Regions from separate parts of the Mus musculus genome. Here regions 2 and 3 are each linked to region 1. Evidence: chromatin loops called from intact Hi-C (ENCODE). Cell type or tissue: heart. All regions are shown on one strand. Region 1 overlaps Hdc (histidine decarboxylase). Region 2 holds the start of Usp8 (ubiquitin specific peptidase 8). Region 3 holds the start of Usp50 (ubiquitin specific peptidase 50).

The links. Hi-C counts contacts between places; a loop is a spot of excess contacts. Peaks named below come from ENCODE experiments on the same cell type or tissue, not always from the same donor. Only the 100,000 strongest peaks of a DNase experiment are listed, where the experiment ranks them.
Region 2: it touches region 1 in a loop (8-fold over the local background); 2 of 42 quality-filtered maps call a loop at or near these places.
Region 3: it touches region 1 in a loop (10-fold over the local background); 21 of 42 quality-filtered maps call a loop at or near these places.

The regions. Positions count from the first base shown.
Region 1 is chr2:126,595,502-126,603,501 of GRCm38, forward strand. Hdc (histidine decarboxylase) reads right to left here. Exons shown (of 12, transcript NM_008230.6): 7 at 7,460-7,526; 8 at 6,286-6,448; 9 at 6,113-6,203; 10 at 2,370-2,468. Among named protein-coding and RNA genes, the nearest start is that of Hdc, 19 kb to the right of the region's middle. In heart, CTCF peaks have their summits at 938 (motif pointing right), 3,074 (motif pointing left) and 3,717 (motif pointing right); no DNase peak of the experiment used is centred here; H3K27me3 peaks cover 614 bases.
Region 2 is chr2:126,703,771-126,711,770 of GRCm38, forward strand. It overlaps Usp8 (ubiquitin specific peptidase 8), which reads left to right and starts at 3,558. Exons shown (of 19, transcript NM_019729.3): 1 at 3,558-3,717. It also overlaps the pseudogene Gm10774. In heart, a CTCF peak has its summit at 3,607; a DNase peak (open chromatin) is centred at 3,531; H3K4me3 peaks cover 1,830 bases; H3K27ac peaks cover 1,375 bases; H3K27me3 peaks cover 1,082 bases.
Region 3 is chr2:126,779,001-126,787,000 of GRCm38, forward strand. Usp50 (ubiquitin specific peptidase 50) reads right to left here and starts at 4,460. Exons shown (of 7, transcript NM_029163.3): 1 at 4,220-4,460; 2 at 1,388-1,570; 3 at 931-1,126. The coding sequence starts at 4,287. In heart, a CTCF peak has its summit at 3,693 (motif pointing left); a DNase peak (open chromatin) is centred at 3,651.

The DNA of each region.
Region 1 (8,000 bases):
TTGTACACTAAAACACAGGTTTTTAAAATATGGCCTGTATATTTATCATGGAAAAATTAAAGATTTCAGACTGAAATAAAGAAAATATCAGCTGGGCGGTGGTGGCGCACGCCTTTAATCCTAGCACTTGGGAGGCAGAGGCAGGCGGATTTCTGAGTTCGAGGCCAGCCTGGTCTACAGAGTGAGTTCCAGGACAGTCAGGGCTACACAGAGAAACCCTGTCTCGAAAAACCAAAAAAAAAAAAAAAAAAAAAACTGGAGTGATGGCTCAGCAACCACCATCTGACAGTTAAGAGCACCAACTGCTCTTCCAGAGGTCCTGAGTTCAATTCCCAGCAACCACATGGTGGCTCACAACCATTTGTAATTGAATCTGGTTCCTTCTTCTGGTGTGTCTAAGACAGCTACAGTGTACTCATATACATAAAATAAATAAATAAATCTTTTAAAAAATAAAGATTTCATAGCATATTGATCTTTTATAAAGTTTTTATGAACTTTTAAATTTTCCTGTGGTTCTCTTGAGTTTTACATTTACATAGAATGCTTGAATATAGGACAGGGCTGTGGCTCAACTGGCAATCCACTAGCCTACCTTGCACAAAATGCTGACTTCAATCAACAACTGAATAAAGTTAGACATGGGGAGGTTTCAGTAGGAGGATCAGAGGAAGTTCAAGGTTGCCAGGAATGATGATATTTAAGTCTTTAATGCCAGCACTCGAGAGGGGAGCCTTGAGCTCCAGACTAGCAAGAACAACAAATGAGACCTGGGGGCGTGGGGAGGGGGGAGTAAGTGACAGACACAGCACATGATAGGGCTAGAGATTCCAGTCTGAGACTCACATACACTCTCTGCTAAGTGAATTAATTTTTAAAGATTTATTTAATGTATGTGAGTGCTCTGACTGCATGTACACCTACATGCCAGAAGAGGGCATCAGATCCCATTACAGATGGTGGTGAGCCACCATGTGGTTGCTGGGAATTGAACTCAGGACCTCTGGAAGAGCAGTCAGTGCTCTTAACTGCTGAGTCATCTCTCCTGCCCCACTAAGTGATTTTTTTTTTATGGGCTGGAACTCCCACTTGATATTTCGTTTTAAAAGAAGACAGAGCTTCAGGTGTCTTCCTTGACCATGAAGAGGCGGTGCCATTTGAACCAACCTCTATCTGCTCCTCTATCTGCTCCACTCTCTCTCTCTCTCCAGTCAATTTCAAACTCTTACCACCGCCTCATGAACTTTTTCTTTTCTTTGAGAAAGGCTCTCTCTCATGGATCCTAGACTGGCTCAAAGTTACAATGTAGCCAAGGACGACCTGGTACCATTGATCCTTCTGCCTCCACCCCCCACTGTGGAACTACCTGCAAGCGCTGCCAGGAGAAGGTTAAGCAATACTAGGGGGTCAAACAGTGGCTTTGTGCATGGGGAGTAAACAGTGTACCAATGGAGCTACGTCCCCACTTGATCCCTAAGAAGTTCTTCATGTGCAAGTCCAGGCCTTGTCCGGGAAAAGCATACTAACTGTTCTCCTGGCCTTTATATGCCCATGCCCCATTTCTAACCTGGTTATGATTCTCCCCTATAACTCCTTTCCTCTGGGCCTGTTTTCACCACCTGCCCTGTCAAAATTCTCCATGTCTCACTCACATGCCCCACAATGTCCCCTCAGAGCCCACCTTTGTCAGCATCCTCACTTTTTAAAATCCAAGGGAGGGTGATTCTCCCAAGGCTTGGGCGGCAGAAAGTAGGTCTCCCAGTTAATAAGACATTCTCCTCCTGCCCTATTCTCTTCCCTCCCATGAGGCAAGCTGTGTATGAGACAGAGCAGAGGCCAGGGGAGAGGAGGACACAATTACAGGTAGTGTGTTCACTACAGACCTCACCTAGAAGGTGAAGAGCAGGTGTGGCTGTGTTGACACACCATTCACCAGGGAGCCATGACAGCCACTCCTTCTTAAAGACTCGGCCCTACTTTGACCATAGACCCTGCTCTTTGACCTACTTTCACTTTCTCTTTCCGTAAACTAGGCTTTTGAGTGCTCAGTTCTCAAAGACAACAACAGGAAAGGTGAGACTCTCAGGAAATCGGTGAAACAAGGGATGTCAGAACAGAGGAAGTTGCACTTAGTGGTGACTGTTTAGAAAATAAACAGTGTGAACTACAGATCACAGACAGTCCACTGGGACTACATGGAGATCAGCGCACCTCTACATAACCAACATTCAAGTCCCTCTGCGCACCCTACCACTGAGCCACAAACCAAGGATCCCCTGGGCAGATTTGTAAAACCGAGGCAAAGTCTTCCTTCCCATGGAAAATGCAAAGAATCATGGGCTTAGTCCCACGGCTCTCGCGCAACATACGTGTCTGACATGTGCTTGAAGATTCTTCACCCCGAAGGACCGAATCACAAACCACAGCTTAATGGAGCGAAAGCGCCGGCTCAAGGGGATCTGCCAATGCTAGAAACAAATAACACAGAGCTCATGGTTAGAAGCAACGTGCCCACTCCCTCGGGCACTCCTAGCATTCTGTGTTGCCTGCAGAGCACTCCTGGGATTTCCCTGGTGTCACCATGACTCCCAAAGCTGTTGCTAAGGAGCAAACCAAGACAAGCTTATCTGGGTAACACTAACAGTTCCAAGCCTGTGACCTGGAACCGAGCGTGACCTCTCGAAAACTGCTGTTTTAAGTATTTCATCCCAGCCTAGAAACTCCTAGAAGTTCCTTGAGTAGCAGAAATTAAAGTTCTATGTCTGTTCTTCTCAACATTAGTGTAGCTTTAGGATGGTGATTAAGAGCTTAAACCCTGGGGCCCCACAGACCTGGGTTTCCCTTTAGCTCTGCCCTGGCTCCTTACCCTGTGTGACTTTCACAGGGCCACCTCACGGGCACATCAATGGCATAGGACAAAAGGTGCTTTCCAGGAAAGTGGCTTGAGGACAGTGCAAAACCTCAGAGAAAGTTGTCCAGGCAGTGTAGGCTGTTTAGATGATAAACAGGTGAGCTAGGAATCACATGTGTGTGTCTGTCTGGCACCAAGATGGTCAGTCCTTACTTAATCTTGCTGCCACCTACTGGCTTTGGCTTTCACCTGTGAGATTCCTGTGGCCTCAGATGCTCCATCCAAGCTTTCCGACTGCACAGGAACCCCTGCCTCAGTCTGAACTGATCCCTGTCCTGGTACCAAATTCAACAGAGCTTAAAGTTCAAAGCTGCAGTTACCATAGATTCTGAAAATTCCCAATCCTAGTGCTCAGGTCTGAAAACAGAGCAAACGGTTTGCGGGACACTTGCAGTTGTTCTAACAAGCAATGTGACTTCTCCTAAGCTTTCCCCTCAAATGTCAGAAAACCTCTGCCACAATTTCTGCTCTCTAAAAATATCCATCTCGTTGACCATTCCTCTGCCTCTCTCCATGGAGTTGCCAAAACTTTACTGATGTCCCCATCTTTATGCTTCATTGTAGTCTCCCAGAGTAGACACGGCTGGCTTATTACTCCAGTATCAAGGACAGTATGTTTCCTTGCACTAAACTCTCAGGCATGATGGTGCATGCCTTTAATCCCAGCACTGGAGAGGCAGAAGCAGGCAGACCTGCTGAGTTCAAGGACAGCCTGGTCTATATGTGTAGTGGAGTTCCAACCAGGAGGGGGAGGGTGGAGGGGAGAGAGAGAGAGAGAGAGAGACTTTTGTCAGCCAGAAGAGGGCATCAAAACCTTAGGAAAGGACAGAACCTCTGCCGCAGCCTGCTTAGAGTCCCCTATAAAATGTCCCGGTTTCTAGATGATTATGGTAAACTGACCACCTGGTTGGAGAGGGGCAGGAAGTATCTGAGCTGTGCACTTCTCTGATTTCTGCTTAATCTCCATCCCGTTCTTCTCACTCTGCTAAAACCAAACCATGTGGGTCCTGAGACTGCCTTAACCAATGTCTGCTGTTCGAGCTCCTAAAGACCAGCATGGGACTCCCTTCACCCCAGATGTCTCCTAGCATCCTCTGTGTCTTCCCCAAGGCTTTCTGAATCTCTGCTGTTGGTGCTCTCTGCCATTGGAGAAGTATAGAATGAAGTGGAGGGGAGCTTCGCTGACAACAGGTCCAGATTCTTGAGGCTCCCTCCCCCAAGCTAAGTACCTGGGACACTGTAATGCTTCCAGATCCTTTGGGGGGGGAGGGGCTAGGCTTCTACTCAAACTGTAGCCCCTTGGGGGCAAAGAAGCTTGGAGCAGCTACAAGGACCTTGGTATTAGGATAAAGAGAGCAGCCTCGTTGCTCTAGAAGTGTCTTCATACTCCTGGAAATGAAGTCCACTAGATTCCACAGCGGTGTCATGATGGAAGCTTCCCAAAGCATCAAAGAAAGACATTCCCAGAGATCCAGCTGTTTCTTAGAAAACATCATTAGTGGCTCTCAGACCACACGGGGGCTTAACTGAGCCATGAATCTACTTTAAGATAGACTCTCAGGAGCTGCTAGAATCGCAAACATAACAGGGCTTTAAGGACACAGCAGTGCTCAATGGGTAGAATGCCTCCTTAGCAAGAGGAGGCCCTGATTTGATCCACAACACTGTATAAACTGGGCACAGGCAGCGTACACCTATGATCCTAGCATTGGGAGGCAGAATCAGGATCAGAAGTTCTGAGTCCAATTAACTCCTAGAATCTCCTCGTAGGCATCACTTCACAGTCAGGATTGACTGGCAGTGTTAAAATTTTTTTTTTTTAATTTTTTGAATACCCATGGGAAAGGCAAGAGAGGTATCCACCTTTATTCTCCCATAGAAGGTCTCCTCCCACCCCAACACTATAAGCTTACTATTTGCAACTTGAAAGCCTTCCTAAACCTCCAGAAATTGTCTTCACCGGAGAATCATCAGTTTAATCAAGCAATAACGGCACTAGTGCTATAGAACTAAGTGAAAGGAAACTTGGTTGTCTAGGGAGAAAGGCAAACCAGTTCTCCACCAAGATGGCCGGGCTACACTGTCCTTGTATCACTGTATTAATTATTCCATTCTCACGACGGGCTTAGAAGGCAGAACTGCTCGTGTCTCTGTTCACACAGAGAAAAAGCTAGGCAGAATCCAAGCTGCTCGTCTAGGACCAGTCAGGTCATTCCGAGGAGAAGCATGGCTTCAAGCTTCTGACCTTGGCGTTTCTGTTTGGCCATGTCGCAATAGCAAGCTTAAATGACGACATTTTTAGCACTTTGTGCATGCTATTTGTTGTGCAATTGCCACCCAGACACGGTGCTAAGGGATTGACGTATGTGTTCCCATCAAAACCTCAGAGCCCCTGTGAAGTCAGTGCCATTTTCCCAGGGACTTTCAATGGTTTCCCAGATGACCGCGGATGAATGGAATTCCGAGCCATGCTCATTGTGTTCGTCCTTCAGACCTTTCACTAGCCGTGTGATGTGTGACCCGCTCGTGGACATCCCAATCTCACCTAAAAGGCTCATCTTCAACTGAAGAGCCAATATGAAGAGCCTGCTGCTGAAACCCTAAGCCCGGAGGAGCCTGAGATGCACAGCCAGAGCTCTGCAGAGGGTGCCAGCATCTCAGCCTCACGACAGAGCTCCTGCATGGCCATGATGTCCCAACATCGCTCCTGCATGGTCTATGATGTCAAGGAGAGTGATGTAAAGGCAATTTAATAAAAGCCTCTTTCCCACCAGAGGAAATCATCTACACTCTCCTGCTGGGCAGTAAGCGACAGACAGACAGACAGACAGATAAATGATAGATCTCCAAAGATGCTAAAAGGAGTTAACTGATCTTTCTGTGACAGAGAGAACACTTCTGGAAGAAAAACAAGTCAAAAAGACTCAGGGATTGTGATTTTTCTAGTTTTCTTTGTTTGTTTGGTGGTGGTTTTTGGTTTTTGGGTTTTTTGTTTTGTTTTGTTTTTTGTTTTTTGTTTTTTACATTTTCTGGATTTCATTCTGTGTGCTCATGCACAACTTGAAATCACGTTTCCAGTGGGAAACTATGTGATGAACACATAGAATGCTGCTTCTGAAGGCAGAAGCCATGCAAAACCTCAGGGGCCAGTCCACAGACCCTGTCTTAGAAGCCATGGGCCACCCACTCCTGGGAACTCACCATGAAGTCCGTGGCTGCACCAGAGTTGGCATGTCGGAGGTAGATGGGGTTCACACTAAAGGTCTGCTGCAGCTTGTACTTGTCCTTGACCCTGTAGATTGCCAAGTGGGCATTAGTGGCTGAGGTCTCCCTAAGGAAGCGAGGCATTTCCACATGTGGAGAGCTCAACTCACCAGAATCCAGTACAGTCAAAGTGTACCATCATCCACTTGGAAGGGTTAAAGGTGAAGGAGTCAGCGTACTCGATGCCCTCCAGGAACCCCCGGAGCTCAGGGCACAGAAAGGCCGTGCCTGCATAAGCAGCATCGACGTGGAGCCACAGTCCCTCACTGGCACCTGAGAAAGCAAATGTCATGTGCTACAGGGGAGCCATGGAAGAGCTACTACCAGCCAGCCAAAAGGCACTGCCCTCCTAGCCAACACCACAGCAGGCTGCAGTGAGATCTGGGAAGATGACATACTTTGCTAAAGGAGTCAGCAAGGGTTCTGGAGACGAGGTGATAGGGTGTTGGTATAAGGAAGTGAAACTGAAGCAGACATTGTTGCCTCCTGATAGGTAGGTCTTCTCTCACTGGGCAGAAGACCATTACATTCTTGGCCTCAACCTGGAAAATCCTAGCACAAAATCCAACTGCTTTATAGCCCAGAAAGCGACATCAGTGCACCTAACACAGTACTTAGAGAGATGTCTGTCCTCGGTGGGCGTCTCACCAGGGAGTTAAGCAATTACGTACAGGTGTCTTATCCGTCCTGTGGTTTCCCTTGATCTGCCCCTTCCCTTTCCAGAAGCAGAAGTAAATATGTCACTGAGTGTCACCCGTTGCAACATTACGCGTGAGAGAATGTGAAAGCTTGAAACTCTTCTATAGCATGGCTATCCCATGTCCTCGAAAGGCTCATGTGTAATTTGTTTCACAGGGTGAACTGCAAAAGGTAGAGCCCATCAAGAGGTCCAACACCCACACTGTGCCTCACTCGGGGCCCCGAAAGTGATGGGGTCAAGTGATTATAGACTGGAAGAAGCTTCCAAAGTGCGAGCCAAAGTGAAGTGTGTCTCTTTCCAGTTTCATCATCTAAGGTATGTGTTACAGAATGGAGAGCTGACTGGTGCTTCCAAGGACGTAGTGGAAAATACAGAATTTCTGGCTTTTATCTCACCACTAGGAAAAGTCCAATGGCCTCTACTGCTGGGTAGTGACTCTCATGACCTTTGGCATTTTCCCTCCCTCCCTCGCCACCAAATTGAATGAAGAAAATAATTCAGTGAAGCTGGTTCCAAGTTCTTGTTCTGGCAAATATTTCAAATGTTATTCCTTATCTTCCTAGCCTATAATGACAGATACTTACAGATGGGCCCCAGTTCTGACAGCCTGTCAAATGCACAGACTCCAGTAGTCCCTAACGTTGCACAGACCTAGAGAGAAATAATGAAGGTTCACATGACACAGCAACCTATGCCAAACACACGTACATTTAAAATGAAAGTTTCATCAGGTGATCGGGTGTGGTGGTGCCCATCTTTAATCCCAGCACTCAGGAGGCAGAGGCTGATAGGTCTCTGTGAGTTCAGGCCTACATAGTGAGACCCAATCTCAAGAAGAAGAAGAAGAAGGAGGAGGAGGAGGAGGAGGAGGAGGAGGAGGAGGAGGAGGAGGAGGAGGAGAAGGAGAAGGAGAAGGAGAAGAGAAGGAGAAGGAGAAGGAGAAGGAGAAGGAGAAGGAGAAGGAGAAGGAGAAGGAGAAGGAGAAGGAGAAGGAGAAGGAGAAGAAGAAGAAGAAGAAGAAGAAGAAGAAGAAGAAGAAGAAGAAGAAGAAGAAGAAGAAGAAGAAGAAGAAGAAGAAAAGGAAGAAAGGAAGGAAGAAAGAAAGGAAGAGGAAGGCAGGTAGGC
Region 2 (8,000 bases), 110 kb after region 1:
AATTCCCAGCAACCACATGGTGGCTCACAAACATCTGTAATGAGGTCTGATGCCCTCTCCTGGCTTGCAAAGAAAGAAAGAGAGAGAGAGAGAGAGAGAGAGAGAGAGAGAGAGAGAGAGAGAGAAAGAAAGAAGGAAGAAAGAAGGAAAGAAAGAAAGAAAGAAAGAAAGAAAGAAAGAAAGAAAGAAAGAGAGAGAGAAAGAAAGAAAGAAAGAGAGAAAACCAAAACCAACCAAACAAAGACTGTGTTCTGGTCAGATAGGGTTGAAGAATTTGCTGTCATTGGCAAGAGGCCAAAATCACTAAAATGATTGAGAAGAGATTAAACTATGCTTAAGAAGAGACCAGCAGCAATATCATGGAGGCAGAATCTGCTAGGAAGTGTTTCCTCTGAGTCAGTACACAGATGAGGCCCTTTGGAATGTGGTTAAGGGTCTCCCAGGAAACACTGTTTTTGAAAGCAAGAAGAAGACATGGAGAGCACCCAAGGCCAGGAGAAGCCATTAGTGAAGGCCCAAATTTAGTTGCATTATTGAAGGGGCATGGAAAGAAGTTGAAGATTGACAGTGTGTGGCAGTGTTTAGGATCCCTGACAAGAACTTAGGGGAGGTTACTGGTGAATGCAGTCCTTTTGCAATGGAAAGGCCAGAACTTTAAAGATGTTAGTGCCATGGAACAACCACCAAGGACAGCAACAAGTGTGGAATGGAGCTGGTCTGAGCCTATGAGAAAAGCTGTGCATACTGTGGATAGAAGAGCCACAGAAGCAGAACTGCTCAGCTGCTTTGGAGCCTAGAGATTGTCATAGCAACAAAAAAAATAACTAATGGAGCAGTTATGAATCATATGAGTGGAAATAAATTGTAGAGATATTATAATATAATATAATATAATATAATACAATACATAGTGTATTATAGTCTAGTGCTATCTTAAGGAAGGATTCCATCCAAACACATACATGATATACATGTATAAATATTAAATATTTAATTTAAAATATCTTTTTTAGATGCTTCCTTAAAGTATCATTATAGGTTAAAGTTAATAACATTGCCCAATTGTAAAACCACCATATCTCTTATCTGGAGTGGTTGGGACAACAGGAACTTCAGGGCTTTAATTTTTTTTTATTTGGAATATTTTCATATATAATGAAGTATTTTGGAAATAGAACTCCAAGTCCAAATGTAAAGTCTGTATGCTACTCATATACAAACAGATGACTTTATACACTGCTCTTGTCATGCCTATTTGATTGCAACGCCATCACATGGGTCTGGAGATTTTCACTTATGGGTTCACGTTCAACTTCTTGCAATTCCTCCAGCACACCCACTCTTTCCTGCTTCACAGTTTAGACAGCTTTGTCCTGTACATACCCATGTCCTACAATACAATTGAAGGAGCATATTTTCATCCAGTTGTCCCTCCTCGTTAAGATTTCTCATTCCATAAGTATTGAAAAGCTCAAATCTCACCCCAGGATGTTTATTAGTAATCTGGAGATATCTTCAGTCTTTCTGCTTTTACTGCATGGCTCAAATTGGGGATTATCTTGCCATTTCTTGTACCTTATGTTTGGTACCCGTTGACCCACACATCTACTTCTTCCTCCATTTACACAGAAACTCATGCAAATGATTTGTGATTTCTAGCAAAATCAGCAGCTGAGATGTTAGTGAAGGAGGAAGAATTCTGTTTGCTAGGAGTGGGACGAGATAGAACCAGAATTACATCAATGCAAATAAAATAACTATAGGTATGGGTTGGAGAGATGGCTCAAGAGCTAAGAGCTCTTGCTGCTCTTCAAGGGGACAAAGGTTCAGCTCCCAGCACCCATGTTGGGTGGTTCACAACTAACATGGCCTCAGAAGGCATCACATGCATAAATACATAAAATTGTTTAAAAAACTGTAGGTGAATATTAAAAAGCAGTATTTGTTAAAAGCGTTTCTGGGACCTCATCTTCAGAGATTAAAAAAAAATATTGTTCTCTGGGAGGGGAAGCACATGGAGATCAAAAGACAACTCGTGTGTGTGTGTGTGTGTGTGTGTGTATACAACTCACGTGTGTGTGAGTATGTGTGTGTGTGGACAACTCACGTGTGTGAGTGAGTGTGCATGAGTGTGTGTGTGTGTGTGTGTGGACAACTCACATGTGTGTATACAACTCATGTGTGTGCGTGAGTGTGTGTGTGTGTGTGTGTTTTCCAGGAATCAAACTCAGATTGCCAAGTTTACCTGGTAAGGACTTCACGCATCTTGTTGGGCTCAGAGAAAATTTTCACTGATACACTCCAATGATGTCTCTCTTCCTTTCAGTCCTACCTCCTTCCAATTGTCAGAGCACCCCAAAATGTTCTCCATGTGTTTTATACTTATTCTCACATTCAGCTCTAAGTTTTTCTTTCCTTACTCAATTCCACAAAGCTGAGCAGAGAAAAAACATTTTCCTAAAATAATCCATCCTCAAAAAAACAATTTCTTCCTTAATTATGAGGGGGAAAAAAAAAACATTTGAGGCTTTTATCCAGTAGTTCCCAGCATTGCACGGTATCAAATCACACCAGTCTTTACTTGTCTAGGGAGAACAAATAGTATATAATTTAGTGTTGATTTTTTAAAGGAGAAATGCAAGATTTTGTTTGTTTGGTTGGTTTGGTTTTTCGAGACAGGGTTTCTCTGTGTAGCCCTGGCTGTCCTGGAACTCACTCTGTAGACCAGGCTGGCCTCGAACTCAGAAATCCGTCTGTCTCTGCCTCCCAAGTGCTGGGACTAAAGGCGTGTGCCACCACCGCCCAGCACAAGAATACCTTTGCATGTAGCTAATTGTAATGGAAACGAAACTAAGGTTTATTTTAAAGGTTGGTAGACTGGATGCTTACTACTCTTTAACGTTTAATGGCAGCCTATCTGCTAAGTATTTTCATTTTATATACTTAGTAGAGCTGTGCTTTTAGATTTGACATGCATTAAAAAGTTGGACTGTCCCAACGGATTTAGTGACCAGGGAAAACAACTCCACTCTTAAGCAATTTTTATGTCCACGAGTAGCCCATCTTTTCTCCACAAGACAACTCTCCAAAGAGTTCAAACCCCAGCTTTGTAAGACTGGTCCTTTTGGAAATGTTGACGGTGTTTGTGCAATGTGTTTTCCAAACACGTCTGTTCTTTAACCAGAGGCTTGGCTTTGGAGAATGTTTATTCCCAAGTTTTAGAAGGTATCAATCCTCTCCCCGTATTTTCCCCCTAATGTCCGATCTGACGGGAAAAATGCACTATTGAGAGGCGCCAAAATATCCTCGATTCCTCCGTGGACAGCTCCAAGTCACAATGTGACACAATCTGAACTGACTTCCACCCGGAAAAGAGACGCGCGAGGACACCGGAAGCGCAGCACGCGCGCTTCCGTCCCGCACCAGCTCAAACTGTCCTTCCGACGCATGCTCAGGCCGGTTCGGCGCTCACCCTTCCGGAGAGGGCCGCCCTGATGTCCCTCCCTACGGGACAGAAAGGCGGAGTTACAGGGTTCACTGGAAGCTCCGCCCTCGCCGTGACGTTTCGAGACGCGACCCGTCGCCACGCAATGCGAATCGGGAAGAGGGGATGAGCTGCGCTGCCGTGCGTCTGAGAGCGAAGGCTCGTTCTCCTTCTGGTGGTGGGCGATGGGCGTCAGGCGAGGAGGCCGGTGTTAGCGGAGCGCGGGCGCTGCGGTGAGTGCGGCCTGGCTCCGGCCCCGGTTCCTGGGGAAGGCGTCCTCCAGCTGCTGGTCATCCGGGAGACGAGCCCTGTCCGCGGAGGGGTGGGACAACCCCAGACAACTGGCTGGTCCAGGGAGGGCCCGACTCTTGGTCGCTCCCGTCCCCCTCCTACGGTGCCCAGCGAGTTTGATGTAGTTTGCCGGTCTCAGAGGGTGGCCTTGACCAGTTCTCCTTTCTGTTGGACACTAGACCCAACTTTGGACTCCTTCCTTTTGCTTCCTTTTTTCTCATTTTGTGCTACCTACAACCCCAGGCCTTAATACGACCATTTGTCATGTTTTCCCTATTCCCCTTTACCCGGGTCACGCATGTTTTCAGTGAAGTACAAAAATTGAGTTAAGTAAACTCACCACACTTAAAACTTCTTCAAAGAGGGCATTTTCTTTTCTTAAAAATGTTTCTTCGTTTGTAGACTTGTGGCACTGACAAGTTCCCTTCACATCTGATGTACCGAGAGAGTTGTCAACCCCAAATCACAATGATATTCCTTTACCCACAAAGCTGCAGACCCTGTTCCTATGTTTTGTTCTTGCTTTCTGCCTATGACCTTGAGTCAGTCATTCAAGAAATATTTACGTGACTCACAGAGGTGTTGCAGAATCTAAGGAGTTTCATATTTATTAAAAAGCTCTAGGGTTTCGGATCAAAACGATGCCTAGCTAAAGGGTGTAATTCTTGGTTGTTCCCCGCCACCACCCACAAGGTCTTACTATGTAAACAGGACTTGTCTCAAACTCACTGAAACCTTCCTCCCTTGGCTCCAGAGATGGATAAAACTGCATCAAGCACCACTCCTGGCAAGGGTATTCTTTTTAAATCTTAGAGTATTCTTAGTTGTGTATATTATCCTACTTCATTAAAAATTCCATGTGTTATTTTTTGGTTTTGGTGGCTTTATTCTCTTTCTTTTTTTCTTACTTTCTTTCTTTTTTTTCTCGAGACAGTTTGTCTGTGCAGCCATAGCTATTATGGAACTCACTCTAAACCACGATTGCCCTTGATCTCAAAGTTCTGCCTGCCTTTGCCTCCCGAGTGCTGCCCACCACTGCCAGGCTCGGTGTATTGTTGGTGGTGGTAGTTTTTGGTTTTTGTTTCTGTTTTAAAGATATCTGCTTTTTTTTTAGTATTTCACTCTTTCTGTTTAAGACTCCCTGGTGAAAGTCAATCATGTTGGATTTAGGTAGTTTCTCATCTATAGAGCACTGGCCTAATTAAGGTGCTGTTGGCTGTATGTATGCTTATTTAAGAATATGAATTAGTATATAACTTAATTATGCCACTGTATCACTGTTGATCCTAAAATGTATATTCCTGCTCTTTTGCCCAGATATTGGGCATTGCACGGATCTTGCAGTAGTAATGTAAGCCTGTGAGGAATGAATAATGAATAGCTTGTGACTTGTAGTTTTTGAGATAACAATGGATAAGATAAACTAACAAAAATATTTAAGGTTTTCTTTTTATTCTTTAACTTGTTGATTTATTTACTTGAGCCTTATTAATCATCCTGATCTTTTGTTGATAAGAATGGAACCGAATCCAGATGGCTTTGTAAACCAGTTGTAATGTAAAGCCAACACATCAAATTTTATTCATTATATACTTAGCATCCTGATTTTCTTTCTTTTTTTTTTTTTTTTTTTTTTTTTTTTGGTGGTTCTGCAAACATCTTTACTAAACAGTTCCTTCCAGGGTAACAGGACTTAGCCACAGGGCCACAGCCAGGCAATACACCAACATCCCCAATAGCTCAGTTTGAACATAGCACGACAGGCTGCCCGTGGCCAGCAGGAGACAGAGGAGGGCAGGCTCCAGCGGTCACTTCTCTAGGGGTGCATAGTTCAGCAGCTTCTCAATCAGGTCCACGTGTGCTAGCAGCATGCGGCGGCAGCAGTAGCGCTTTAGGCCCAGAGCGTCCAGGGCATCCCCCTCCGTGTACTTGGCCTGCAGCAGACCCAGGTAGGCTTCCCATTTGTTGCCGACGATCTTCCCGCAGGTGAAGCAGCGCACCGGGATGATCATGGCGGCGTCTGACATCCTGATTTTCTAAAGGGAAGATTTATTTTGCCCCACAGTTTCGGAGACTTCTGCCCAAGCTTAATTGGCTCCATTACTTTGCATCTGAGGTGAAGTGCAGTCCCCTGTTAGCAAGGGTGTGTAAAGGAGACTGTTTGCCTCGGAGCGGTCAGGAAGCAGGGAGGAGTCTTGCATTTTATCTTGTTATAAAATCCAACTTTGTTCACCTGGATAGTTGCTGATGGTTGCAGCTGGAAATGATAACTGGCATGTCCACATCCAGTCTCTTTGTGTGGATTAAACTTCTCATGGCATGTGTGTTGGGCTCCATGACCACACTTGAGGCAGAAAGTAGAAGCTTTCAGTCTCTGAAAAGCCTGTATCAAGAAATTGGCACATTACTTCTAGTAATATTCTACTGGTTAGAGCAATCAAGGCGCCCTCCCCATCAGCTGATAGATTTATACTATTTTTGTGTTTATGTGTGTTTGGTGCTAGGACACCCAGGGCATGGCACATACATATCCTATCACCCATGGCCTGACTCCTACCTTTTAAAGCAAAAGGCTCTCAAAAACTACTTTATAGGCTCCCAACATGTGTGTGACCACTGTACACAGGTATATAACACACAAACACTGCATGCATTTTGTATGTATCAAATACTCTGTAGCAAATGTAATCTAACCACACATAATTGCTCTTAGAAACTGGGGTACTTTCTTCCTTCCCTTCCTCCTTCTTTTCCTTAGCATTCTAATATTTATTCATGTCCCTTAGAGTTCTTCTCTTCCTTGTTTAGCATTACGCTTTCCTTCATTGCAGAGATGTCTGTTCTTTTCTGAGTCTGTCTTCCCATAGAATGCCTAGTTTGAGGCCTTAAGTGAAATATCAGCTGTCAAAAAAGTAAAGCTTCAATTTCTTGGTGATTTATTCTCTTAATGTTAGTTATTAGTATGTGATGTCTATACACTTTTGATTGTGTGTATTTGTTTATATTTTTTGAAAGTGTCTTACCATGACCAAGATTGACCTCTAACTCCTGGGCTTAAGAGATTCTCCTGCCTCAGGCTCCCCAGGTAGCTGGAATTGCAGATGCATGCCACTGTACTCAATGGCTGATGTCTGTGTTTTAAAGAGAATTGTATATGTTTTAAAATATACTACATAAAAGCAGGATAAATAAAATAGTTATAAAATGTCCCTCCCAGACTCAAACTTTTCTTGCTTAGACTCAGCTTCAGACCACATTTTGAAGTATGTGTATCCTTTAGGAGGTGGGGCCTGACTGGTGGATGTTTGTTCCTGGGGATAGCCTGTTGAAGGTTTTTCCAATCTATGGCTCCCTCAGAGCTCTCTGCTTCTGGTTAGCCAGATTAGAGGAGCCACTTCAGCATACTCTTGCTGCCATAAATTCTGTCAGAACTTTCCCATCTATGATGGACTGAAGTTCTTCCAAAACAGTGATCTAAGATAAACTCCCCCTTAAATGATTTCTGGGTTTTGGTCACAGAATAAAAGTGATACAGTATCATTTTCAGTGATATTATGTTGTAACCTCCCAAACAATAGGGTTGTTTTTGTTTTTTTCTTTCTGAGACAGGGTTTCCTCTGTGTAGCCTAGGCTGTCCTAGAACTCACTGTGTAAACCAGATTGGCTTTGAACTGAGAGCTCTACCTGCCTCTGCCTCCTCATTGTTGGGATTAAAGGCATGCGCCACCATACCCTGATCAGTTTTCATTTTTATTTATTTTCTTATTTACTTTATGTATTTGAGTACATTGTTGATTTCTTCAGACACACCAAAAGGGGGGGATCAGATTGTATTACAGATAATTGTGTGGTTGCTGGGAATTGAACTCATGTCCTCTGGAAGAACAGTCAGTGCTCTTAACCACTGAGCCATCTCTCCAACCCCATCACTCGTCAGTTATTAAACTACAGTTTTGTTTTTATATTTGTTGTTGTTATTGGTTTGCTTGTTTGGTTGCTTTTGAGACATGGTCTTTTTAAGTAACCCAAAGTAGCCCTGAACTTAGCACCTTCTAGCTTCAGCTTCCTGTGTAGGTACACATTTTTGTATGCCTGTTACTGTTATTTAGTTAATAACATTAGTGTTCTTTGCTTTTCACAGAAGGAAAATAGGGTAATGTAAGCAAGTGAAAATATTCAAGTTTAATCACTAAATCGCCAAATTAGTGTGCCTAATTTGTTCTTT
Region 3 (8,000 bases), 180 kb after region 1:
GCAGGTTGGCCTTGAACTGCTTTCCTGAGAGGACTTTGATCTCAAGCTTCATCCAGCCCGAGCTGCTTTGTATTTGTGAAAAAGAAGCAGTGTTTAGACACTTGGTTTTAAACTCAGGTGAATTCCTCCTGGGCAGTTGGACCTGGGCTTTTTTGCCTTCCTGTTGGCTTGGAGGAATGGTTTTGTCTTGTTTTGAGCTGTTTGATTTTGTTGAACCAGTTGGGCTATGATCCTCTGAATGTCTGAGCACATCTGGAGTAATTTTGGGCTCTTCAGCACAGGAATGTGAGAATTTCAGATGTCTATAATATCTGCACATGGAGCAGGGCTGAGGCAGGAAGATTCCGAGTCATAGACCTGACTGGGCTCCACAGTAAAACTTAGTTTCAGAAAAAAATAAAAGTAAATAAAAAAAATAATTTTAGGAACTGGACAGAGGGTTCAGTGGTTAAGAGCTTTGGCTGCACTGGACAGTAGCGGCGCATGTCTTTAATCCCAGACCTCAGGAAGGGAATCTCTGAGTTGGAGGCCAGCCTGGTATACAGAGTGAGTTCTAGGACAGTCAGGTCTATACAGAGGAACCCTGTCTCGAAAAAACAAACAAACAAAAACAAACACTGGCTCTTTTCCAGAGGACCTGGGTTCAATTCCCAACACCCACATGGATGGTGGATGGAAATTGTCTGACACCCTCTTCTGGCCTCCATAGGAACCTGGCAAACAAGTAGTACACAGACATACATGCATAAACAATAAAAATTTTTTAAAATTTTAAGTAAAAAAAAAAAAGCAAAACAACCACTAAATAACAAATATCCTAACCTGGACATTTTCCTCAGGACCCCAGCACCAGAGCAGGTGCTGGGCAGGCCATGCAGTCTGAATACACATACAGCCTACATCTCCTAGCTCAGACTTGTTAGTTCTTACCTTTTTCAAAGCTTCGTGAAGCTCGTTGAGGACGTAAATCAGGAACTCCTGCGCATCTTGCTGTGTCTTTTTCAGAAAAGCTGGGTAAAGACTGCCAACAGCCGACAGAAATATCTCTGGTGAGACACAGTCTGAGTCCCCAAGCCACATATCTGTCATCAGGTAGGCAAAGGCGGTGGTAACCTCACTGCAGTCCCTGAGAAGAAGAGCAGAGGCAAAGGGCAAATATTCCCTGCTGATTTAATGAAAAGAAAAGACCCAGTCTCCGTGGCAAGGGATCCGTCCACGCCCCTGCACCAGAGCCCTGTCCACCTTGCTCTCCGCACCCTCCATGTGTGTTCTCTGGGGACCTACTGTGTCTGGGCTTGTGGCCCTTCACAAGGACTCCAGCGGGTCCTTTCCTCACCTCACCTGGGGGAGCTGGGGTGGGGCAGACTCAGGGAAGACCTCCTCTTACTTCTTAAGAGCTGTGATGTACTTTCCGGACAGGAAGTACTCCACCAGTGGAGATACGCTGCAGAGGCATTGCAAGATGGCGTTCATGTAGCAGGTGTTGCCCAGGTTCCGCAGTCCCGTCACGCCCTGGAAGTGTGGCTGGGTCTTAGACTCCGGCAGGGAGTCATAGTCTGCACACTCCGCACTGTGTGGGCCACATGGAAGGAGAGTGTTTCCAGGGGAGAGCATGAGTGCTAGTGCCGCTCAGACCCTGGCAACCTCTGAAATAAAAGTGCTCTTTTGTGGCTGGGAGGCAAGGTCTGATAACCTAGGCCTTCTCTGAACTGACAAGTCTCTTGTTTCACACCTCAGTGACTGAAGTTAGAAGTCACCAGCCTGGCAAGAAGGGTTTTGTTCCTTTTGTTTTGTGGTAGGCCCTCCCCATGTGTCTCTGGCTGGCTCTGCACTGGCTACGTTGACCAGGCTGGGCTTGAACTCACAGAGATTCCCCCGGCCTCTGCCTCCTGGGTGCTGGGATTAAAGATGTGTAATTCTAGCCAGGGGGTGGTGGCGCACGCCTTTAATCCCAGCACTCGGGAGGCAGAGGCAGGCGGATTTCTGAGTTCAGATTTCTGAGTTCGAGGCCAGCCTGGTCTATAAAGAGAGTTCCAGGACAGCCAGGGCTCAGAAAAACCCTGTCTCGAAAACCCAAAACAAAACAAAAAAGGTGTGTACTTCTCTGATTGGCTAGGAAGGATTCTTAGTGGGTTTTTCTCTCAAACTCACTCTCTACCAAGGACAGAAGGAGTTTAACTTAGGCCCAGAACTCTGAATGACATAAATGTTTGAATGTCTGACATAAATAAAAGTTTCTTCCTAAAAAGAGAGTAAAGAGATAGAGTAAACCTGCCGTCCAGGTCTCAGGGTGGCTTGGCTAAACATCCAAACTCAGCTGTTAAAAAACCAAAGCCTTTCCTGCTTTAACAGTAACATCATAGACATTTTGTACTTAGTCTGACTATATTAAACATTTAATATACATTCCCCATTAAATATTTGCAACAGCTCTTCTGGGTAGAAACAGTCCTTCTAAAATCCCATTTACAGGTGGACTAACCAGCTTATGTGAGTGAGTCATTTGCCCACAGTAGTATACCAAGGGCAAGCACATAGTGATGCAGGAGAAATGAAGGCATTTACCTACCTTACCTGGCCATTAAATTATATGGAATTACAGCATATGCTGAGAATGAATATAACTCTATAGGTGACATATGGAGAACATAATACAGTGTTGGAGCTGTGGCTCAGTGGGTAAGAACACTGACTATGGATTCAAAGGACCCCAGTTCAAATCCCAGCAAGTGCTTTATGGGGCCGTTAAAGGGTTGTAACTTTGAGCCTTTGTAGCTTCTTTTGGTGTCTGGAGACAGCTATAGTGAGCATGATACATACACATAGTAGGAACATATACATTCATATGTTAAGGGCACAGGTATGTATATATGCATACATATGTGTGCATACATGCACATTGCTACGCTAATAACTGATTATATATATTTATGATTAGGGTTCTTATGTTTGCTCATTTATAACACAGAAACATTCAGCATGAGAAAGTGTCCTTGGCCTGTGTGAGGCACTGGCTTTGGCCTCAAGCTCCTGATCCCCCAGCAAAACAAGGAACACTACCTCTTCCTGGCAGGGTTACTGCGAGGGCCATGCAGGTGCCATGCAAGGTGCTTAGCTTAGATCACATAATAAATGATATCTTTTAAAAGAATACAACATAGCCAGTTATTGGTGGTGCAAACCTTTGATCCTAGCGTTCAGGAGGCAGCAGCAGGGGGGATCTCTGAGTCTGAGGCTAACCTGGTGTACAGAGTGGGTTCTAGAACGAATAGCTAAGGCTACACAGAGAAACCCTGTGTCCAAAAAAAGACAAGTGTATATTTATACACACACACACATATGTATATATACTTATATACACATACACATGTGTGTATATATGTCTATGTGTGTATGTATATATGTATATATACATCTATGTACCTGTATAGTATGTATACACGTATATTTACATGTATACACACATATATACATATATATGTATACACACATATACAGATATACGTGCATACACACACACACACACACACACACACACACACAGCTTGGGTTCTGAAGAGATGGCTCAGCAGTTAAGAGCATTTCTGCTGTTCTTTCAGAAGATCCTGGCTCACTTCCCAGCAACCACATGGCAGCTCACAACCATTTGTGTCTCCAGTTCCAAGGGATCTAATGCCCTCTTCTGGCCTCCAAGAGCACTGCTTTGGTGTGCTTAAATTGTCAGCAAAGCATTCATATACATAAAATAAAATCTTTAAAAGAATAAATGACTTAATGTGGAGAGACGGGACTGGAGCATCTGCCCAGCATGCAGAGATGGGAAATACTGCAGGCTCCAGGAGGCCTCCTTGATCTGCACAGCTCCCTCTTATCTGACCGATTCAGTAGGGCCGCTCACCACCTTTGTCCTTTATTACCTTTCTTCCCACAGACTGAATCTGAAATCCAGGCCCCACCGCTCAGCGGCCTCACTCAGTGCCTCTGCTCAGTTTCACCCATCTGAAAAGTGTGCCATTCTCACTTTTACTCAGTGATGTCACGGAGGCCCTGAGCTGACTGATCAGGGAGTACATGTATGTTATCTCTTCTGGGTCCTTCATGGGTCAAATCTGGCAGAGCCCTCCCAAATGCAACAGGTGCCATGCCCCCTCTAGGTAAGCCCTCCCCCAGCCCCCCACTCCTGAGGTTATCTATAAAGGCACAGGACATAGAGGCTCACAGGTTGTAGTAGGCACCGAAGTCGTCTGCAGGGACCGGCCGATGAGACGCCATGTCAATGAAGCACATCAGGCTTTCACTTCTACTCACGAGCTACCTTTGATCCTTTTAACTTCATTTCTCCAGGACTGCTCCCTGGCTTGTTTTTGGTTTTGAACCGTTTGAATGCCCCCCTCCCCCCTTTGTGTTGTTGCTGTCTGATTTCACTTGACTCAGGCCCAGTTCTTCTTGGATCCTCCCCTGCATCACAATTGTCACCCTTCATACCAAGGTTCTAACGTGTTGTCAAGGGATACCATTATTTGTTTGTTTGAAATGCTTCTGAAAGATCAACTTTCTGAGAACGAATTGTCCACATCACAGCTCTCCCTCTATTTCTGGGTTTCTCACACACAAGCACACAGAGATGTTCACCCTCTGGATTTGGGGACAGTGTGTGGCAACACTGCTCCCATGAACCCTAGAGGGACATCTCTTCCCCTATGGAGGAGGTAGTGAGATTTTTCTCATCCCGATGCATACACAGTGAGGTCACCAGAATTGTTTATTCTTGGGATGGAGACACAGCTGGATATGGGCACATACCCATAGTACACAGGCTGTTAGGGTTTTACTGCTGTGGACAGACACCATGACCAAGGCAACTCTTCTAAGGACAACATTTAAATGGGGCTGGCTTACAGTTTTAGAGGTTCAGTCCATTATCATCAAGGTGGAGAACAAGGGCATGTCCTGGCAGACATGGTGCAGGAGGAGCTGAGAGTTCTATATCTTCATCTGAAGGACACTAGAAGACTGGCTCCCATGTAGTTAGGAGAAAAGAATCATTGCCCACCCCCACAATGACACATTTCCTCCAACAAGGCCACACCTCCTAATAGGCCAAGCATATTTAAACCACCACACAGGCTTATTATAGGATTTACAAGCTGTGGCCTCTGGGGCACACATGGTTTTCTGAACTCAGACTTTTCCACTGGAGGAAAAGGATGGCATCCTCAGTTCTAACTAAAAGCATGGGGCTGTGACCTGGGAAAGCACCCGTGCTGGGGCCTTGCCTCTGGAGTGCCTAGTTGCTGCTGGCCTGCTCTCTGAGCAGATCTACTGGGTCAGCCAAGCACCAGCAGAGAGCAGGCAGAGAGCCCTTAGGATCAGTTTATCCCAGGTAGGGTACTGAAGACAGGCTGAAGGAAAAATACTCTCAAAGTCCAACTTCATAGAGCAATGAGTTTCAGTGGGGTCAGTTAGGGCATATGGGTGGAGAGATCAGGAGCAAATAGGACTCAGCTGTGTCACCGAAGACCCCAGTATGAGTGACAGCTCATGAAAGCTGGGCTCCAGGAGCACACACAGCCTGCAGGCACTCAACAGATTGCAGTGTCCTTTCTAGGCCTTTTAGTCGTAAGCCACACACTGCAACACACACCACATGACATCGATCTCTCTCACACACTATGCCAAACCACCCGGCAACACACACAATGACTAAGAAATATACATTAGATCCATAATGATGCCCCTCTGTGTATGTGCATATATGTATTGAGAATCAGAATTCACACCAATAGTCACAACCTTTCTAGATTTATTTTCCCTTCCTATACAATCTAACTCTAACTGGGAGACACCTAGCTTCTGACAGCCCTAGCATAGCTCCTGTCTCATCAGTCCTCAATGCTGTGTTCCCACTGCCTAGCACGTGACATTCCTGCCTCATCTGCACACCAGGGCACCACTGCCCACAGCTCATACAGCTCACACTAAAGTAAGAGGGCTGCTTCTTAATTTTTCCTTATCTCTTTGGTGGCTTGTTTTAATCTGCCCCTCTTAGATATTTCTTTCTAGTCATCTGAAAATTGTGCAGTACTTTCAAAATCTACACCCATGTATTTTAAATATTTTGACAATATGAAAGTGCAGTCTATGCTCTTTTCACATATTTATGTTAAGCTAAAGTTGAGTAGCAAGGGTGACTATGTTATTCCAATCCACTTGGTTTTTATGCTATGGGTGATACATAATGGATTTTTGTGAAAACGTCAATGTTAATCTGCTAGTGAGGTTGGAAGGTAAGGAATTCTGTGTGATGTAACAACAGAAACTGCTGTGTCTTGGCAGGTGAGAATGCTCCATGGTTAAGCATCCTTGATGCTGCAGCTTAGCTTCTTCCTGCTGGATCAGGAATTAAAGTGCCAGGCACTTTCCTTGTTGCCGCTCTGGCACAGTTACAAAGAACCTGTAAAGCAGGGCTGCACCACCACCCGAACTCCATACCGTCCTTCGCAGCCTGTGCAGTCCTTTGTCCTTTGCATTGCGGGTTGAGACCCCTCTTCTCGTGGGCTTTTCTAGAAACTTACAAGGAATGTTTTAATAAAAGGTGAGATGAGGTGCAATGACTTGGAGGTGACTGGGCTACTTCGCCTCTAGGGATATAGAACCCCTCTCACAATTAGTGATAAAACCTTGTAAAAGCCCCCAGCATATAACCCAGTGGGCAGATCCTCCCTGCTCAACCAGCCTTCCTTCCCTCCTCAGTCTCTCTGGGATGATAAATTTATACTTAAACTGCATCATGGCTGAATTATTTCCTGCAAGAAGACAAGGACCAAGGAGAAATGCTCTCTGGTAAGAGACCACACTGCGAAATTGAGAAGAGTGAGGTTTACCCATACATAAAATCATCTTCAATATGATGCAATTTAGAGATCATTGAGATCTTTGTCCATCCAGGCAGCTGTGTGCCAGAGACTTCCAGAGACTAAACAGCTGGTGAAAGTTAAATCAAGGTTGGGGCTCTTGAATTCTCTCACAATTGTGATGAATAAAAATCTAAAGTGAGGGGGCTGGAGAGATGGCTCAGCAGTTAGGAGCACTGACTGCTCTTCCAGAGGTCCTGAGTTCACAGACCCCATCTAGGTCAGAGCAGCAATACTTGCAAGGTTGGCCGAGATGGCCCTGGCAGCCCAGGCTAACAGCCGGCAAACCAGTCAAGCTCAACAAAGCAAGTCAGAGGTGATCAGGGCGCTTGAGAGAGGGACCGCTCTTCTATCTGCGTGGATCAGAAGAACGTGCACAGAGTATGTAAACCTTTCATTGCCCTGCTCCCTGTGTGCAGAGAATCAACCATTTGCAATAGGACTCTCAATATGGTTTGTTTGTTTGAGACAGTTTCTCTATAGCCTTGACTGTCCTGGAACTGTAGTCTAGGCTGGCCTTGAACTCAGAGTTCCACCTGTCTCTGCCTCCCAAGTGCTTCTTCTATTAAAGACAGGAGCCACTATGTCCAGCTGGGGTTCTCAGTCTTTGTCCAGTTTCTGGTCTAAATCCTATAAAAAGCCCCTAAACAACGAACCAACTCAATGTTTATTTCTCTCTTGGGACCCTTCCCACTTGTTTTTCCCTAGTTTCTCACTTTTCTTTGATTTCTCCCAAGAAAGGTTGTTTTCACTTTAGATTTTAAAAAAAATTATATATCTATTTCATGTATGTGAATACACTGTCACTGTCTTCAGACACACCAGAAGAGGGCATCGGATCCCATTACAGATGGTTGTGAGCCACCATGTGGTTGCTGGGAATTGAACTCAGGACCTCTGGTAGAGCAGTCAGTGCTCTTACCCACTGAGCCATCTCTCCAGAACCCTAAAAGTATTTTCTAATGTATGAATGTTTTGCTGGCATGCATGTATGTGCACCATCTATACACTTGGTGTCCTCAAAAGCCAGAACAGGTGTTGCTGGGACTGGAGTTACAGGTGGCTGTGAGCCACTGTGTGGGTGGG